2 separate regions of the Homo sapiens genome follow, and region 2 is linked to region 1. A link is a loop called in an ENCODE intact Hi-C map of the cell type or tissue named here. Cell type or tissue: OCI-LY7. All regions are shown on one strand. Links, peaks and the distances in the headings refer to the core of each region. The heading gives the core; the rest is flanking DNA.

What was found. Hi-C counts contacts between places; a loop is a spot of excess contacts. Peaks named below come from ENCODE experiments on the same cell type or tissue, not always from the same donor. Only the 100,000 strongest peaks of a DNase experiment are listed, where the experiment ranks them.
Region 2: a loop joins it to region 1, with 5 times the contacts of the local background. A loop is called at or near these places in 2 of 110 quality-filtered maps.

Annotation. Positions count from the first base shown.
Region 1 is chr2:64,207,977-64,218,446 of GRCh38, forward strand. No RefSeq gene overlaps it. Among named protein-coding and RNA genes, the nearest start is that of LINC00309, 7.7 kb to the left of the region's middle. In OCI-LY7, for the core only: a CTCF peak has its summit at 5,905; DNase peaks (open chromatin) are centred at 5,145, 6,085 and 6,815; H3K4me3 peaks cover 2,577 bases; H3K27ac peaks cover 4,488 bases.
Region 2 is chr2:64,081,958-64,092,427 of GRCh38, forward strand. No RefSeq gene overlaps it. Among named protein-coding and RNA genes, the nearest start is that of PELI1, 57 kb to the right of the region's middle. RefSeq lists an enhancer at 4,787-4,976. In OCI-LY7, for the core only: no CTCF peak of the experiment used is centred there; DNase peaks (open chromatin) are centred at 4,614, 4,964, 7,954, 8,544 and 1 weaker place; H3K4me3 peaks cover 5,659 bases; H3K27ac peaks cover 7,389 bases.

The DNA of each region.
Region 1 (10,470 bases), core at 1,365-9,364:
GCACCATCTTGGCTCACTTCAACCTCTGCCTCCGGGGTTCAAGCGAGTTTCCTGCCTCAGCCTCTTGAGTAGCTGGGACTACAGGCACCCGCCACCATGCCCAGCTAATTTTTCTATTTTTAGTAGAGTCAGGTTTCACCATATTGTCCAGGCTGGTCTCGAACTCCAGACCTCAAGTGATCTGCCTGCCTGGGCCTCCCAAATTGCTGGAATTATAGGTGTGAGCCACTGTGCCCAGGCTCTGACCCAAAATTTATCATCACTTTCTTCAATTTCTATTCCTATGGATCAAAATGTAAGATGGAGCCAAATGTCCAGTGGCAAGTTAACGTATTATTTGAACTTAATACAATTCTTGATTGCTTCATTCCTTAATTTTTCTTAAAAGACAAAATATTTCATTCTTTTAAATAGTTCTTGTTCTTAACCCTGATGGTCATGGGCAAAGATCCTTATTTTCCAGTGGATGAGAGGGAACCCTTTATATTTTTGATCATAGATATGGTTTATGTGCTCATCCACACTCTTGCTCCCCGTATCCATCAACTCTTTGACTGTGTTGTTGCAGGTGCATTGGGTTGTTTGGTCCTGGAACTTCTCCAACTTGCAGGTCACCAGGGCCTGAGGATGCAGCTTTCCCTGCAGTACTTTTTCTGCTGCATGGAGGCATTGTTGCCCCCATGGTAGCCAGCGCTGCATGGGAGCAGGAGGCCCTGCATCCTCCTCATGTTCTGTCTTTCTGCCACATCCTAGACCCAACCCTGCGCAGTACCTGTCTCTCCAGTGCCCAGATGAACTCAGGAGGGCATGCCTCCCCCTTCATCGGCACTTCCTGGGCCATCACTGTCATTGCAGGTCTCAAAACTAGTGTTCTTAACCATTCTGCTATATTATATTACAATTGGAATGTTGCTAACACAGACATAAGTTTCACACAGAGATTAGCAATACATTCTTTTCCATAGTATATTAAACATAATTTCAACATTTATTCTTGCACAAGGAAACTACTTATACAGCTAGGTGAGGAATGATCTGTGTCAGTGAAAGGCATAAGATAGAACATGTTCTTTTTACTTAGAGATGATCTTTACTATGATTGTGGGTGCAATAAATGTTATCTCTTTTGGAGGATATTTTCAGAGCTATTTAAATTAAATCAGATTTTTAAAATGCAAGTTTCAGGATATTACCAGTGATTTAGATACCATGATATGGCTTAGGTATAGTTTGAATAAAGAGCAAAATAGCAAAAAATTCCTGCTGTTCTCACCTCTCCAAAAAAGAAAAGTCTTAAAAACAAACAAACACACATGCACCTTTGGGTTTGAAGTTAGCCTTTGTTATTAGCACAAAACACCAAAATTACAGTCAAAATTAGTCACTGGAGTTATATCTGACTTTTAAGACATGCTTCCTCCTCTGTCTTTATCTTCCTCACACCCACAGCACCCACATACCAACTCACTGCCTTTCCCCATCGTACAGTATTATTGGAAGTAAGACATTGGATGCTAAGAGCTGCAAGGTCTTGGGTATAAGTGGCAAAGGTTGCTGTGCTTATGCTTCACAAGGTGCTCTTGCTGAGATAAATGGTAGCATTTTGAGAAGGATGGGAGTGAAGATCCTAAAACATATATCAATTTGAGAAGGCCTCTTTTGCTCTTTTCTTTCTTTCTCTTTCTTTCTTTCTTTCTTTCTTTCTTTCTTTCTTTCTTTCTTTCTTTCTTTCTTTCTTTCTTTCGTTCTTTCTTTCTTTCTTTCTTTTTCTTTCCTTCCTTCCTTCTTTCTTTTTCTTCTTTCTTTCTTTTTCTTTCTTTCTCTCTCTCTCTCTTCTTTTCTTTCTTCTTTCTTTTTTTCCGAGATGAAATCTCGATCTGTCACCCAGGCTGGAGTCCAGTGGCATTCTCAGCTCACTGCAACCTCCACCTTCCAGGTTCAAGCGATTCTCCTGACTCAGCCTCCCGAGTAGCTGGGATTACAGGCGCATGCCAAGACGCCTGGCTAATTTTTGTGTTTTTAGTAGAGACAAGGTTTCACCATGTTGGCCAGGCTGGTCTCAAACTCCTGACCTCAAGTGATCTGCCCTCCTCGGCCTCCCAAAGTGTTGGGATTACAGGCGTGAGCCACTGTGTCTGGCCTGCACAGTTTCTTCTATAATGGAGATGATATTATAATCTCTAAAAAGACCTTGTACAGAAAAGAAAATTCATAGTTTGTTAATTCCATTGTAAATTGTTAATTTTCCAATAATGTTCTAGTAATTACATAGTATTTAGTAGACACTTATTAGACATGTTTGCCTGTCTGAAAAAATAGGACATTCATTTAGCAAGTATTAATTTTACATACTAATGCCTAACAAAAACACTTAAGAAAAATGGGGCTACAGCCCCAATTCTTTGCATCTCCTTTTGAAAGCAGAATTTTTCTAAATGGTTATCGATATTTGCTGCCTCTAATTTCTCTCTTTTTATCACCTCTTAATCTTTCTTCAGACAAGTTTTTCTCCCATGAATCCTCTACTGAAGCTTGTCTTTTCAAAGTCACCAATGACTTACACTTTTCTTTTGTTTTTTTGAGACAGATTCTCATTCTGTCACCCAGGCTGGACTGCAGTGGCACGATCTCGGCTCACTGCAACTTCCACCTCCCGGGTTCAGGTGATTCTCCTGCCTCAGCCTCCCAAGAAGCTCGGATTACAGGCATGCGCCACCACGCCCAGCTAATTTTTGTATGTTTTTGTAGACAGGGTTTCACCATATTGGCCAGGCTGGTCTCAAACTCCTGGCCTCAAGCAATCTGCCTACCTTGGCCTCCCAAAGGGCTGGGAGTTCAGGTGTGAGCCACTGTGCCTGGCCTGACCTACACTTTTCTAAGCCCATTGCTCGCTTCTCAGGCAACATCTGAGGTGTGTGTCAGTAGCATCCGACACAGTGATGACTGACTTGTCTCTGAAACAGCTTCTTTACTTGGCTTCCAGCACACACCCTTTCTTTATTTTCCTCCTCCTCACTTCCTTCTGAGACTCCTTTGCTGGTCCCGCCTTTTCCCTCTGACCTCATAATCTTAGTCCTGTTCTCTTCCTTACTCACCTTCTTGGTGATCTCACCTGGTTTCATAGCCTTAAATATCATCAGAAGCTGCCAAATGTGCACCTCCAGCTCAGATTTCTCTCCTGAACTCCAGAGCTTTATCCAGCTGCCTGCTTCATATATCAAACTTAACAAGTCCAAACTTGGACTTCTGTTCTTCCCTTTGAAGTTGGCTCCACTCCCAGTCTGCACCCCATCCGTCGATGGTGACTCTATTCAAAACCTTTCGAGTCTTTCTGGACTCCTCTTTCTTTTTTTCTTTTTTCACATCCGAATCTTGTTGGCTTCCTCTTCAAAATATATCCCACATCCAACCACTTCTCACTACCTCCGCTGCTACCAATCTGTTCCAAGCCATTGTCATCTCTCTCTTGGATGATCACATTCACTTCCTCACAAGTCTCTCCACTTCTACCCTTGCCACACTGTGGGATTTGGTCAGAGAGATGCTTCAGATGTGTAGGTTCATCGTATCACGCCTCTGCTGGAAAACTCACAATAGTGCCCTCTTTCATTCAGAGTAAATACAAGTCCTTACAAAGGCCTACACCACTCAGATGACCAACTCTTCATTACCTCTTTGGCTTCATCTCCTGCTAACCTCACCTTCACTCATTCCATGCCAGCCACACTGGTCTCCTGACTGTTCCTCAAACACTCCAGCTATGTCTGTTCCTCAAATGCCCCAGCTATGTCTGTTCCCTCAGACGGGGATACTTTCCCCCACAGCACATGACCCACCCCTCATCCTCATCACCTGTTCACTCAGTTCTCACCTTCTCAGCAAGGCCTCCCCTGCTGCCTAGCTGAAACTGAACTTGCCTTCCCTCTCCACAGCTGGCACTCCTGATGCCTTACCCTGGTCTAACATTTCCTTTTCCCAAAGCATTTATCGCATGTAATATCCTACTGAAATTACTTACTTATTGTGTTTATAGTTTGTTTTATGTCTTCTACCTAGAATGTAACCTCTATAAAGACAGAGATCTTTTGTTGTTGTTGTTCACTGATGTATTCTAAGCACCAGATCAATGTCTGCCACATGGTAGGAAATCAGTAAATATGCTTGAATAAATGAAAGTTCAGAACTTCAGAGACAGGAACGACAAAAATGAGAAAAGTCTATAAAAATCATATCTGTGGGCCCAGCATGCGGGCTCATGCCTATAATCCCTGTGCTTTGGGAGCCCGAGACAGGAAGATTGCTTGAGTCCAGGAATTTGAGACCAGCCTGGGCAACATAGTGAGACCTCATCTCTACCAAAAAATAAAATTAAATTAAAATAAAATAAATTAAAATACAAAAGTTAGCTGGGCTTTGTGGCATAGCATTGTAGTCTTAGCTACTTGAGAGGCTGAGGTGGTAGGATTGCTTAAGCCCAGGAGTTTGTGGTTAGAGGGAACTATGATTGTGTCACTGTACTCCAGCCTGAGCAACAGCAAGAACTTGTGTCAAAAAAACCGCACTCCCCCCAAAAAAAAACAAAACAAAACACATCATATCTGTGTTGATTCAGTGAATTTAAAAGGAATTTTTTCACTTACTTCCTGATAACAGAAATAAGCATATGACTTTGCAAATTTACATATTAAAAGCACCCATGACAGTTTATTCACTTCAACTGTTGTTTTTGAAGAACTCAATAAGTGCCTTTTCTTTTCAACCCTTCTTTTTTTTTTTTTTTTTTTTTTTGATAAGCCTCCTTTTAAATACTCAAACCATCTGGGTATTTGTACTCTGAAGGCATCAGAAAGGCATGTAGCTAAAGCATAGAACTGATCAGGTTTCATGGTCAAAACGACACCTCAACATTTATTCTGTATCTTTGAAGGACAATACCCATAGCTCCCATCTGGAGAGTACTCACAGTGTTCATAGCACTGGGTAGAGGGCTTGAATTCCTATCACCTGTGTTTTCAGCTGAAAACAAGTGGGATTCTGACTCACAAGTTGGCTTGTGGGTAAAACCATTGACTACAGTTGGTCCGGGTCTGATGACCACTGTAGCTGTTACAAGTTTGTACTAATGCTTCTCTTTTTGAGACATTTCAAGTACTTTTCTCAGTATTATGAGGTAGATTACATGTACGAATGACTCAACATTTCTGAGGCTGCTTAAGAGTGTTTTCTGGTAAGCCTAGCCACTACATCATAGGTGCATGGTAAATGACAACATGGTTTGTATAGAGGTTAAAAAGGGCCATTCATCTCACTGCCCTCATTGGAAGGCCTAAAATAGTCCAAGATATTTTATTCTGTGGTTTTCACCTATGCCCTTTTCCCTTGTCCCAGGAAGACTTAAGTGGATTTGCTGTAATAACTGTGTTATGCTATGATAGATAGAATCTGTGTTATGATTAAATAGTTGACGTCTGTTTATAAAAAGTAACTTTTACAATTTATAATGGAGGTTATATTACTTAAAGTAGTTTTATTTGAAGAAATAAAAATTCATCACTCAATTTCAATACTAGGGCTTGAGATTACTGTTGTATTTTTAAATTCAAACCATTAGATGAATATAATTATAGGAATATGATAACATTGTAGGAATTTGGGGAAGTTTTAAAAATTACCCATAATTTCATCTAACCATTATGATCATTTGTACATATTTCCTGTCAGTCATTTCCTAAATGCATGCTGCTTATTCCTATAACTGAAACTAATACCAGTATCACTGGATGGTAAGTTCTTTGAGAATGGGGCCCCTTTCTGATGATTCTGTGTATACCCGTAGTTTAACACAGAGCCCAGTAGAGGCAGATGCTAGAAAAATTATTGCAAAAGAATGGATTAATAAGCAGATCTGCTGAGGATCTAAAACTTAATTAAGTACAACCAATGCTGGATTGATTATTTTGTTGATTCACAAGAAGAGGCCAAAGTCCCAACCCTCAGCAAAGATCAGCCATTCTATGACCTCCTCTTCTGCTCAGATCTCTAGGGGCAGCACGGGAGAGGAAGGGGACAGTCAAATGGTGATGTGTTACTCTCCTGCTTTGCTCGAAAACGATAGCAGTAATTTCTCTTACTTCTCCATTCCTTGTCTGCAGATCACCTGGCCCTAGAATGGCCTTATATCTCTGAGATACAGACTGACGCTAATAAATGAGTTGCTGATCCTAAAATAAAAGTGGAAATCAGGTTTGGAGTTTGATGTAAAAGCTGGAGAGGCACAGGTTTGTTGCTCATTTAGATTACAAATGTCATCGAAAATAGAAACCAAAAAGGTTAGGTAATTTCTAAATTAATCACTCTTAGAATAATTACCATGTCACAGCATCTGTGTGCTTTGGTAGAATTTGAATAACACTTTTTTGCTCAGAATAATGTTCTATTCTTGTCACCAAATAATACTTGACGTCTGTGCTCTTGTACTCCCGAACTGCAGGAAGGGTGTTGCCCTGAACAGCTGACACACCCTCAGCAATGAAGCTTAGTTTTGCTGGAACTTTTCAGGTACTAAAAAAAATCCCTTTCTCTACTCCCCATTCATTCACAGGCATGAGACTGGAGCTTTATTATTTTTTCTAAATCTAAATTGACTGAGTCAGGCTTGTAGTAGTCACCACTAAGAACAGACCACAGTAGCATGGAGAATATTACTTGAATCTTCTTTCCATCGGAAACTGGCTGTGAAAAGAGTAGGCCCATTAATCATAATTTGAAAAAGCAAGTTACAAAGGCTTGCTTTGTAACTTGTAAAGCCTCCTTTGATGAAGGCTTTACAAGCTGTCATTGCAGTAAGCAGAACTGAAACACTTTTTTTTTTCGTTGAGCAAACACACCTGGTCATTTTGGACATTTCCATTTTGATAGCTTAATGGGTGGGAGAAGATTCCTGGGCTTAAAAAATAACTTTTCAGCATTTCATGTTTCTAAGACTGAGACTGAATTAAAGGAATGTTAATCTGTCTCCTTTTATACCACAAACCTACAGAATTTACACAGAGTTTTGTCAAAAGTGACATGAACTGGTTGTCACTGTCTGGCAGATAGCTCCTCACTATGACACAAAATTGCCTTTATTTGAAGGCCACACATGACATAAGTAAACAATGGCAGTGTTTTGTATATTTTTTCTGTTACTTTAATGTATTTCAATTTCAATTATGTGGGTATAAAACATGAGTTGTATTTTTAAACTCTGTTACTTGATGATGACTACTCTTTTTCTTTCTGTATTAAAAAGAAACTCTTTTAACTGTGGTCACCATTCAGTGCAATGTATTGTATATTTCAAAATTGCTAAAAGAATAGCTTTCTAACATCCTCACCACAAAAAAATTGGTAAGTTGATGAGGTGATGGATATGTTAATTAGCTTGATTGACTCTTTCTACAATGTATTCATAGATCAAACAATCACATTGTACCCCATAAATATACACAATTTTTGTCAATTAAAAATAAATAAGAAACTATTCTAGCTTAAGAGCCTTATGTATTCTAAAAATGAACAATCAAAATGCAGAGACTGCTATTGGTCCCCTAATATGTGTTCTTTTCTTCCATAGTGATAGAACCCCTGATTTTTTTCTTTTTTTTTGTCGAGACGGAGTCTCGCTCTGTCGCCCAGGCTGGAGTGCAGTGGCGCTATCTCGGTTCACTGCAAGCTCCGCCTCCTGGGTTCACGCCATTCTCCTGCCTCAGCCTCCTGAGTAGCTGGGACTACAGGTGCCCGCCACCAGGCCCAGCTAATTTTTTGTATTTTTAGTAGGGATGGGGTTTCACCATGTTAGCCAGGATGGTCTCGATCTCCTGACCTCGTGATCTGCCCGCCTCGGCCTCCCAAAGTGCTGGGATTACAGGCGTGAGCCACTGTGCCCGGCCGAACCCCTGAGTTTTAAGCTAGGCATGTAGCTGTTCAGAAAAAAAAAAAGCAGCTGTTTTCCAATTTCCCTTGCAAAGTACTAATGGAAGTATATGGCAACTTCTCTGTCCTGTTGCCTCCAATATGGACATGCAAGCAGGAGCTCTGGCTGCCATCTTGGACCATGAAGACAAGGGTAACAGTGCAGATGAGTGGACAGAAATGTAATAAGCTTGTCTACCTCTGCAGCTTTGTATGAAAGATAAACTGTCTTGTTTAAATGACTGTTCTTTTGTGTCTATGTTTCTCAAAATGAAAAATAATCTTAATGTATACAATCACGAATAATGGAAAAGATAGATTTTATCTGACATGAAGAAACCAACATACTGTAGCAGACACCTATTGGCTTATCTGCCAACACTCTTTTTCAGAATTAACTGACTCTGTACTAGTGTCTAGGTGGTTATAGTGGGAGTTTCCAAACTCAAGAACATGACCCCATTTTTGGTTAAAGGATAATCTTGACCCTGGCTGGGCCAGTCAAAATCTTTCCCCAGGTACTTGAAAATAAGACGGAGAAAAAGAGAGCTTAGTTTTTTTGAGCCGTAAGACTGTAATAGTAAATATCTGAGCTATTGGTAGCTGTATTTGCCACCATGTTGGGAGAAGTAGCAGAAACCAGGTTGTGATATAAAAAAAAAAAATGAATCAGAGTCGAAGAGAGAAGCAAAGATTTAGAGACAGAAGAGAGAAACCATTCCTAGGTTCCTCCATAGTCCTCCAGTGCCTGGTTGTGTGGGAACTGTTGCTCACTTAACTTAACAATCACTCTTCATTTCTTTTTTGAGGCAGAGTCTCGCTCTGTCACCCAGGCTGGAATGCAATGGCATGCTCTCGGCTCACTGCAACCTCTGCCTCCCAGGTTCAAGCCACTCTCCTTCCTCAGCCTCCCAAGTAGCTGAGATTACAAATGTGCACCACCATACCCAGCTAATTTTTGTATTTTTAGTAGAGACGGGGTTTCACCATGTTGGCCAGGCTGATCTCAAACTCCTGGTCTCAAGTGATCTGCCTGTCTCAGCCTCCCAAAGTGCTGGGATTCCAGGTGTGAGCCACCATGCCCGGCCCACTCTTCATTTCTTAATGTTGATGTTTTTCTGGATCCATCCATCCTTAGAGAGGGTTGCAGACTGGTCCAAGACACTATGTGCATGGCAATGCCCTGGCAACTGTATTGATCCAGTGATGGACATGTGACCTAAATTGGCCCAATCATCTGATTGAAGATTTGTATTCCATTCCTAGGGGAGAAATTAGTCTTATGCTGGACGTGAACAAGGAAGTGCATAGTTCTGATTGCCATTGTCAGCTTTCTTGCCATCATGAACGTGACCATGCTTGTTTGAGGGCAACACTGAAGATGGCAGCAAGAATTCTAAAAAGCCTGGACCTCTGATGGCAGTTTTGAGTCCACCTTGGCACTCAAGCCAATATATTAGATAGTAAATGACCCATTATAGAAGCCAGGGGTCGCCAAACTTTATCTGTAAGGGCCAGAGAGTAAATATTTTAAGATTGCTGGCCGTAAGGTCTTTGTCACAACTAGTCAAGTCCTCTGTTTTGCTCTAAAGCAGTACTAGACAATACATATATGAATGGATGTGAATGTGTCCCAGTAAAACAAGTAGCTAATCTACAGGCTATCATTTGCCAACCCGTGTTATAAGCCAGTTTAAGTCTGAGTTTTCATGACTTGTTGCCAAAACTAGCAGATACGATACACTGGTTCTTGCTCATTTTCGGGGTCCGGCTGCATCTAGCTCTTAGAGTATATGAGGAACTCCAGTGTTCACGGCTGCTGGGCAAGATATTTAACAAAGAGTAGAGCATAAACACCAACCAACCATAAACATGTAGGATAACCATGCTGGGGTGAATCAGCTAAATATCACTCTGCTGTTATCCCTCCAACAAGTCCTCTTTGTTAGTTAAACTAGTCAGAGTTTATTTCTGTTATTTTTAAACAAAGGCATCCTTCCCTGTTCTTTTTAGATTTTCTTTTTGGGTACTACTTTAATCATTTCACTTATTTTTTTGGTTAAAATGCTGATCAGTTTTATATCTTTCTTCTTTTGGGTTCTCCATTTCTTTAGTTCAGTAATTTCAAGGCCAGGATGGCATTACTGATTCTTTTTAAAAACGGGTATCTGGGCCAGGTGTGGTGGCTCACACCTATGATCCCAGAACTCTGGGAGGCTGAGGTGGAAAGATGACTTAAGGCCAGGAGTTTGAGACCAGCCTGAACAACACAGTGAAACCCCATCTCTACAAAAAAAAAATTTTTTTTAATTACCTAGGCATGATGGTACACACCTGTAGTCCCAGCTTTTCAGGAGGCTGACACACGAGGATCACTTGAGCACAGGAGTTGGAGGCTACAGTGAGCCATGATTGTGTCACTGCACTCCAGCCTGGGCAACAGAGTGAGACCCTGTCTCAACAACAACAATAACAAAATGGGTATGTGAAAACTTTTCCCGATAATGAATCTCTGCA
Region 2 (10,470 bases), core at 796-8,795, 130 kb before region 1:
CGCCACCACGCCTGGATAATTTTTGTATTTTTAGTAGAGACAGGGTTTCACCGTCTTGGCCAGGCTGGTCTTGAACTCCTGACCTTAGGTGATCCACCCGCCTCGGCTCCCAGTGTGCTGGGATTATGGGTGTGAGCCACCGCGCCTGGCCTGAAGCATTGAGATTTAATCACACCATTCTCTGATTCCTTATGGCCCATAGGATAAAGCTCAACATCTAGACTTGGCTTACAAAAGCCTGTCCATGTGTCTTCTGCCTGTGTCTTTGGCCTCTTTTCTTGCCACTCACCTCCTTTTACTCTCCATTTACCCACATTCAATTCCATTTTCTCAAGTATGCACTACTCTCTATTGGTGCTGAGTCACTGCAAAAACTAAGACATTCCTTCTGCTGGGAATCCTCTTCCCACTGTCCCCACCTGCCACTCTGCCCCCATCTTTAGCTATCTCCCTTTTCCTTCAAGTCCCTGATTCCAAACATTTCCTTTTACAGCATCTTCTCTGATTTCCAGAGTCTGGTTCAGTGCCCCTTCTATGTGCTCCCAAAGGTCTTCTTCCTCTTTTTTAAAATTAATTTTTAATTTTTGTGGGTACATAATAGGTATATGGATTTATGGGGTACATGAGATACTTTGATACAGGCGTGTTAATATGTAATAATTGTATCAGGGTAAATGGAGTATCCATCACCTCAAGCATTTATTCTTTGTGTTACAGACAATCCAATTTTGCTATTTTAGTTATTTTTAAATGTACAATTATTTTTTACTATAGTCACCAGGTTGTGCTAGCAAATACTAGGTCTTATTCATTCTTTCTATTTTTTGTACGCATTAACCATCCTCACTTCTCCCCCATATCCCCACTACCCTTCCCAGACTCTGGTAACCATGCTTCTACTATTTCCATGAGTTCAGCTGTTTTAATTTTTAGCTCCCACAAATAAGTGAGAACATGCAAACTTTGTCTTTCTGTGCCTGGCTTACTTCACTTAACATAATGACCTCCAGTTCCATCCATGTTGTTGCAAATGAAAGGAGCTCATTCTTTTTTTATGGCAGATTAGTACTCCATTGTGTATGGGGACCACATTTTCTTTATCCATTAATCTGTTGGTGGACATGTAGGTTGTTTCCAATCTTGGATATCGTGAACAGTGCTGCAGTAAACATGGGAGTGCAGATATCCCTTCAATATACTGATTTCCTTTATTTTGGGTATATACCCAGCAGTGGGATTACTGGATCATCTGGTTGTTCTATTTTTAGTTTTTTGAGGAACTTCCAAATTGTTCTCCAAAGATCTTTCCTTCTGCTATAGCACTTACACCATATTGTAATTGCTTATTTACCTTCTGCAAGACTGCAGCATTGTAAGAGTAAGGACCATGTCTATTTTATTCATCTTTGTATTTCCAGAGCCTCTCAGCTCAATATATTTTTACTGAATAAATGAACCCAAAGTAGGTATTCAGTTTTTAATACATGCTTCACTTTCCTAGTGGATAAACATGTCTGGGTAGTCAGGCAATTAAGAAATATTCTATATAACAACCACTCTCATGGTGACTGAAAAGAAAGAATTCCCCTCTAGACATCTTTAATGATTTTTTAAAAAATCACTAATTTTACCAGAGCATTGTAAATTGTGATACTCAAGCAGAAAAAAAAGATCAAATTAAAATCAGCTCTTGCTTTCCAATTTAAGTTGTCAACAGGCCTCTGTGTTTGAGGTTTCCCCAGGAGTCCCACAGGACAAGGAGAGAGAAAAAGGCTTATCACAACTGTCAGTCTAGACTCTTCCTACTTTACTTCTCCACTCAAGAGTGGAGTTCCTCTCCTATCCAGTGATCTTAAGGTTGCTAGAAAATTAAAAATAGTTCTTCAACACATGAAGGATGAAGGCTCCAGTTCTAATCTGCTCAAATATTCAATGAATATTTAACTGCAGGCTGACTGTATGCAAGACATCTTATTTCTCATAATCTCCTCAGGTCTCCTGTAAGTATTTTATTCTCTTGGACAGACCTCCGTTTAAGAGAGGGAGACCCTTACTCTATTGACAAGCCCCCCTAGCCTTTAAGAAGCAGAATAACAGCTGATAGTTTAACTTCCAATCATACAGGTACCAATCATGCTACTAATTTAAAATACCAAAAAAGAGATTTTGGTAATGGCTAATGGAAAGCTGTCATGGGTCAATATATAATTAAATTCCAATACAAATACCAAAAAAAAAAAAAGAATTTTGGTATCTTAAATTATCAGATAATTTTGCTCTGAGCTGTTTTTCTAATCAGATTGATTGTGATGTATTGCATTATTCACACTCTTTTATCTATTCATTCCAGTATATATTAGCCCCAATATATATGTGCAAGATTGCTGGTCATAGGATAGTTTTTCTTCAGGAGAAAATAATTGGTCAACAAAGGGGATCAAAATTTAGATTTATTAACATAATAACTAACTCAAACCCCACTTCAAAAAGAACTGATGATCTGGCATTCCATTAAAAACCCAGCATTATCTTCTTGGCACCCATATTAGTTTGCTTAGACACAACACCAGAAAACAAAAAGCAAATGTTGGCATTTCAGAAATGCTGTGTTAGCTGGAAATGAACCATGCAAACAGAAGCACATAAAGAACCTTAAGAGTCAATGTGTTTTTTCCAGCCAGGAAAATAGTGTCACTACATAAGATTCCCTTTTGTTTAATTATACCTAGTTCTCTAAATAAAGCCTTTTATCACCTTTCCACATAAAGGGAAACTTTAAAGAAACAAAGTGACAAAATAGATGTTTTTGAAATATTTTCACTCAGTGAGGTATGAGCTTCTTGTTGCAAACCCTCTCTAGTAGATGCTGGGTCCTGTGGTTACAGATGTACTTACAAGCCAAGGATATCTGGAAATCCAGGTTAATCAGCAGTCCAAAATGTCAGTCATAACAAACAACAATAATGACAAAGGTCAAATTAATGTAATATTCTCAGAGTAAAAGTGTGTATTTCTCCTTGTTATGTCAATTATTTTGCTCATGTTGCTCCTATTTTGTAGGACATTTCATTGGTCAGCAGGCTTAACTCATCGTAATGAGGGAATGAATGAAAAGGTGAAGATCAACTTTCTATTTTAATTCCCATTATGACAAAACATTTTTGCAGATCAAAAAGATGTTTGAACTAGTGTCACAGATCAACACAGAATTACATTCCAATGCAAGCTAATAGGAACAAATTCCTTGGAATTTGTTGTTAGAGAATTTGATATGTTGGGTCATTGCTCTGTACTCTGTCCTCCAAACTATATATCCTTTCAAAAGTGTTTCAGCTACAGATAATTTGGATTATCCTTTCCATTAGCCATTGAATGATTAAAAAGCTCCTTAGACTGAGGATAACTTTAAAATACATTTAAGATGCTCCAGCTGGGTACAGTGGCTCACGCCTGTAATCCCAGCACTTTGGGAGGCCGAGTTGGGTGGATCACCTGAGGTCAGGAGTTTGAGACCAGCCTGACCAACATGGAGAAGCCCTGTCTCTACTAAAAATACAAAATTAGCCTGGCATGGTGGCACATGCATGTAATCCCAGCTACTTGGGAGGCTGAGGCAGGAGAATTGTTTGAACCCGGGAGACAGAGATTGTGGTGAGCTGAGATTGCGCCACTGCACTCCAGCCCGGGCAACCAGAGCAAAACTTCATCTCAAAAAAAAAAAAAAAAGCTCCGATTTTGTTTTATTTCAAAGAGCCCACTGAGCTCCCAAAATGAAGAGGCTGTAAATTTGTTAGTCTGAGACCATCTACTGTTGCAAGTCTAATTCCATACATAGGGCCACCACCAAAGACCCAAGGAACTAAAATAGGGTAGAAGAAGTATTAATTCATTGATGCCAAAGGGTTGAATTACTTTGTTCCCATAGAATGGTAGGTAATGAGATTCATGACCACAGAGCCAAGGAGTTAAAAATAAAAGTATGTTACAAAATGATAGGAAATGCTGGCTTCAGTACAACTGAGTCCTCTCCGAAGGGCAAACTGCTTATCTTGATATTTTCTAACTCCCCTCACTCAGTCCCTAGTTTATTTACAGTGAATAACTGCCCATTGTTACCTACTTTGATAAAGGAACATTTAAGGACTGGTATCTGAGGCCAGACTGGATTAAGGCTTGGACCCATGCCTTGTCTGAAGAATTCCTTGTATTTGTGAAATTCCACCCAGACAACATTTTCAATGGTCCTTTTGTATTTAAAGAGGAATTAAAACACTTTGGTAAATAAATACGGCTATATTTGAAATCAGTAGCAATAATGAAACCATAAAAGCAGCTGCAAAGAAACTCTTGATTGTTAACTCTCAAACTTTAAAAGTCCTATAGCATATACCAAAGCAGAATAACATTCTTTTAATGCTTCTCTGCAAAAGGTTACATCCCAAGAGTCATATCTTTGACTTTAATTTCATCATAACAAGTATCACTTCACAGTTGTATTACCTTTGCAACAAGATACCAACTTTGCATAGTATACTTGATTCAGGGATTCCTGTCACAGTTGAGTTCTTTGAATAAAATCAATGAAAAATAGAATCAACATTTGCATTCATGCAGTATGACTAATATAGAAATGACACTAAGAAACATGTTAGAATTTACACACTCAAGTGAACACTGTTTCTTTCAACCTAGTCACCTTGAGAAGCTATACTTATTCCAGAATTTGGAGGATTTCTTTGGTGGGTGTGTTTATGAGAGAGGAGAGGGAGACAGAGAAAAAGAGGGAGATGGGAGTTGGGGAGAGAGACCAATCTCCAAAAAACTGCTTGTTCTCTCTTCCCCAACCCCTGTGCAAAACAACTTGGGAAGACTCGCAGTAGGGGATTCCTCCCACTACCCCTCCGCAGCTGCCACCTGAGCCCATACTACTTTGGGAGCTCCTGGCTGTAGATAGCAGACAGCCTGTGTGAACCGTTCATTCTCTTGTCCCTATACACCTGGTCCAATTCAACTCCTGCCCCTCACGATTCCAGATTTTGACAACTTTGTTTTTTGTTTTGAGACAGTCTTGCTCTGTCGCCCAGGCTGGAGTGCAGTGGTGTGATCTCGGCTCACTGCAACCTCCGCCACGCAGGTTCAAGTGATTCTCCTGCCTCAGCCTCCCAAGTAGCTGGAATTACAGGTGCCCACCACCATGCCTCACTAATTTTCCTATTTTTTTAAGTTGAGACGGGGTTTCACCATGTTGGCCAGGCTGGTCTTGAACTCCTGACCTCAGGTGACCCTCCCCCCGTCTCGGCCTCCCAAAGTGCTAGGATTACAGGCGTGAGGCACTGCGCCAGGCCCCAAATTTAGACAACTTTATGGTCGCTATGGTTCAGGTTACTATTGTTCAACTACTTTGTGAATTGAGAAAGATTTTTTTGAATTGCTTGATAGTATAGTGATTTTAACATTTTAATAAAACATTACCATCTCCATTTCAAATAACTAATTTCCCAAAGGTCATTTGACAAGCCAATTGAAAGTGAACAGTATCTGAATACATTGCATTCCTGCAGAGGTATGCTAGGCAAAATAACTGTCCTAACTCCATAACAAATAGTAGAGTAAAATAAGAGCCTTGTCATTGAATGAGCACTCATATTAGCTGAATGATTTATAATGATTTATATAGCATACCAAAGGACTGTAAGTGAGTCTACTGGACAACTCTCGATTCTCTTTCCCTGCTTTTGTCTTTCATTTCCAAACTAAGCAGCCTTTTAGTTAAATGAAATCTGAAGCAGATCATTCCTTACATTTGGGAATCATTGTTTACATGACAACAAGAGTTGATAGTTTTACTCTGCAGACACTTATAATTTAAAAACAAAAACTTAAAATGCAATGTTCTTACCTCTGCTTCAACAAACAAAACGTGGAAATATAACTGAGTCTTGGAGGATAGACATAGGCATGGAAGTTCTAATACCAGATCTGTCAATCAGTAATCAGTTCATCCTGGCCTTCATTTCCTCATCTGTAACTTGATGTCCAAGATCCTCTCTAGTTTATATTTTATTATTTTTATTAATAGTTATACAGTAATACGATATAACTTCAGGAAATCTTAATTTTCCCTTTAAATATTGGCTGCTTGTTGTGCCTTTCCTCATTAAAATAGGTTCTTAAAAATTTGAATGTCTGGATGACATCCTTTTTGGCTGTCATTGATATTTCTTCTCTTTCCTCCAGGGCAATCCTTTTGTTCTATTCTGGCACCATCGATTTTCTTCTTGTTGCCTTGTCAACTTTCCAGTTAGTGCCACTTTTTGTAGTATCTTCACCTTTTCCCTTCCTATTTTTCAGCCAATGAAAGCATATTTTCTGATCAAATAATAGCTTGTATGTAACCTTTATTCTTCTGACTATTTTTATTAATGCTTCTACTCAGTATTAAGTAGCTTAAAGGTCCAGAGTTCTCAGTTTTGTTCAATCATCCAAGAAATAGTTTTCGAATATCTGTCATGTGCCAGAAATCATACTTATTTACCAACTCGCAAAAGAATTCCTTCAATGTGTTCCATCATTAAAATGGGGAAGCAACAAAATGTGGCGATTATGTACACACAAATTGGGTGAGACTTCCAAAGTTCAAATTCCAAGTCCCCCAGTTAAAAGACATGTGAATCTCGGGCAAGTTACATTGCTATGGCTGGTTTCCATTGTAAAATGAATCTAACAGTTGGTTCCTCACAGGGATGCTTTGATTTTTAAAATAATATCAGTAATATTCCTAGTAGGGTACATTTAGAATAGTGCTTGACACATAGCATACACGCACATGTTAGCTGTGAGGAATGCTTGTACGCTGTGGCTTAATATTCACACACATAGCCGAGTTGACAATTTAATGTCAACCTAAATAACCCAACATTCCTGTTCCATCATCTAACACAATGCATGGACATGGTATTTTATGGCGATTATTAGGAAAACTCGATCTTTTTTTTTTTTTTTTTTTTTTTTTTTTGAGACGGAGTCTTGCTCTGTCGCCCAGGCTGGAGTGCAGTGGCGTGATCTCGGCTCACTGCAAGCTCCGCCTCCCGGGTTCACGCCATTCTCCTGCCTCAGCCTCCCAAGTAGCTGGGACTACAGGCGCCCGCCACTACGCCCGGCTAACTTTGTGTATTTTTCGTAGAGACGGGGTTTCACCGTGGTCTTGATCTCCTGACCTCGTGATCCGCCTGCCTCGGCCTCCCAAAGTGCTGGGATTACAGGCGTGAGCCACCGCGCCCGGCCTGGAAAACTCGATCTTATTACTTTTTTTTGTTGATAATTATCAAATACAGGCCTATTTCCTTCAGGGAAACTGGACATTAAAATCTGAACTTATAGGTTTAAGAATTCTGTTTTCCATAAGCACTCAAATATTTTTTCAAAAACTTTAAAAGCAAAGCACAACTTGTGCTCTGCCACTGCCAAAAAGGATTTGAAGCAGCAAAATATTAAGATTCAGGAAAACTGAAGACTCTTTTTTGTTTTTTTTTTTAAAGGCAAGAGCCAAGGAAAAAGGTGTATATGGCGAGGAGGAAGAAAAACTTTATCAGAATGCTTTCGCTAAATGAAGCGATTATAGTTGAAAACAAAACTTCATTTCCTTAGAGGGAAGCCAAAGCAAAGAGAGAACCATGAGACGTGTCCCAACTCTCTATTTCAATGAAAGGAAATTCACCATTCATCAGGAGGGATACTTTTTTGTTTGTTTCTAAGCTAGCGTGGGGTATACAGAGAACACTGATCATAATGGTTGAGAACTTTGATAGTAGTTATAAGTGGAGTTGTCCTTCCTTTGGCAAATGTCGTCTGACAGGTGCCTCAGTCTAACACTCAGGACGGAGTTCCTGATTCCTCCACCAGTGAGCCTCATCCCCTAAACAGTTCTTCCTATAATCTCTACTTCAACAAATGGCAGTTCCATCCTTCCAGTTGCTGAGGCTGATTGAGTGGAGTCATCCTTGATCCCTCTTCTTTCAAACCCTGTAGCTGATCTGCTAGCAAATGCTGTCAGGTCTGCCTTTAAAACACATTCAGAATCTGATCACTTTTCAAACCACCTCCACTGCCACCACCTTATCCAAACCATGATTTATCTCCAGGATTACTGCAATGTTCTCCCTGATCCCACCTTCAGTGTATTCAGATCCTATTAAATATGTCACATCAAGTCACTCACCTGCTCAAAACCCTCCAATGTCCCAATCTCATTCAGAATTAAAGCCATAAATCCCAGGGGGCTCTCCATAATCTATTGTCATCCCCATCTGTCACTTAAATTCTGTCGTTTTACTTCTTTGACCTTACCTGCTACTCTTCCTTGATTCATACCACTTGGCATCACACGCCTCTTTGCTATTGTAGAAATATCCCAGACATGCTTCTATTTCAGGGCCCTTGCAAGGGCCTTGTAGAGCTCTCTGCCTAAATGCCCCTCTAAGTGGCCACTCCCTTCTCTCTTCAGCTCTTTTAGAGCTTTATTCAAATACCACCTTCCCAGTGGGGCTTTCCCTAGCCTTCCTGTTTGATATTGCAAACACTTCTCCTCCTGCCCCAGCATATGACATTTTGCATCTGCATCTCCTCTTTCTACTTTATTTGCCCCCTCAGCACAGTTCACTATCATATTGTATATATACATATATTTACTTTTTCTTGCTTATTTCTATCTTGTACACTAGAATACAAACACGATGAAGGCAGGGATTTTTTTTTTCCTGCTATATCACCCGGTTTAGGACAGGGCTTGGCACACAGTGGGTATACAAAAATCTGTTTTAAGAAAGCAGAGGCCGGGCGTGGTGGCTCACGCTTGTAAATCCAGCACTTTAGGAGGCCGAGGTGGGTGGATCACTTGGGTCCAGGAGTTCGAGACCAGCCTAGCCAACATGGCAAAACCCCGTCTCTACTAAAAATACAAAAATTAGCCAGGTGTGGTGGCCGGCACCTGTAATCCTAGCTACTTGGGGAGGCTGAGGCAGGGAGAATTGCTTGAAGCCGGGAGGCAGAGGTTGCAGTGAGCCGAGATCACACCACTACCCTCCAGCCTGGGCGACAGAATGAAACTCCGTCTCAAAAAAAAAAAAAAAAAAAAAAGTAGATAAAATTTGAGGATAAAACATTAAAGAATACTTATATAAGAGTAATTCTGAAAGTGGGGGTGACAGACAGAATAACAGAGTTCAGTGATGCAGAGTTTTGCTGTTCTGATTTGCTATAGGGCAGTGCTTAGAGAAAACAGAGAAGGGAATGGAACATAGGTTTATTAACCAGTGGTCTCTAAAGTGTGGTAGCACAGCAGGGTGTGGTGGCTCAACACCTGTAATCCAAGCACTTTGGGAGGCTGAGGCAGGAGGATTGCTTAAGAGCAGGAGTTTGAGACCAGCCTGGGAAATCTAGTCAGACGGCGTCTCTACTGAAAATGAAAAAAATTAGCCAGGAATGGTGGTGTGTATCTGTAGTCCCAGCTACTCAGGAGGTAGAGGTGGAAGAATTGCTTGAGCCTGGGAGGTTGAGGCTGTGGTGAGCTGTGATTGCACCACTGCAGTCCAGCCTCGGCAACAGAGCAAGACCCTGTCTTAAACAAAAAAAGAAGTGGTAGCACAAGATGATCCATTGCAACGAAGGGCCAAAGTGTTAGAGTTATGTTGAGCTTATAACCTTAGAGACATAATAAGTGGACTTTCACCAGTGCCCTCAGTCTGGGTCAGACGGGAAGAGTGAAGTGGGACACTCAAATGTTAGAAGTAATTAATCCTAGCACTTTGGGAGGCCAAAGTGGGCGGATCACAAGGTCAGGAGATCGAGAGCATCCTGACCAACATGGTGAAACCCTGTCTCTACTAAAAATACAAAAACTAGCTGGGCATGGTGGCGGGCGCTTGTTATCCCAGCTACTTGGGAGGCTGAGGCAGGAGAATGGCGTGAACCCGGAAGGTGGAGCTTGCAGTGAGCCGAGATCACGCCACTGCACTCCAGCCTGGCGACAGAGTGAGACTCCGTCTCAAAAAAAAAAAAAAAAAGAAGAAGTAATTACATACTTACATTATTATTTATTCCTACCCTGCTTTACATGTACTAGAAGACTTTTACATGAGGGAAGTAAGCAAAGAAGGTTGCAAGAGGATAACCTAGTAAAAGAACTCTGATGTCTGAATGGCTTCCCTTCATGTCTTGCTTCATTACCCTAACATTTTAGATAAAGGGAAATTTAATTCCTTGAACAAATTAAGTAGCATTTAAATATAAAGATTACTTTGATAAAAGAGTTAAGCCATAAAGATTATCTTTCTTGAGAATGCATTTAGAAGACCTAAATACAACTTTTTCTCCTCCTTGGCCAGAATACTGACATTCCCTTAATACAACTAAGTAAAAGTGTTCTATTAGGCCATGACAAAATAACAGTTCTGCTTGAACAGCAAACACCCA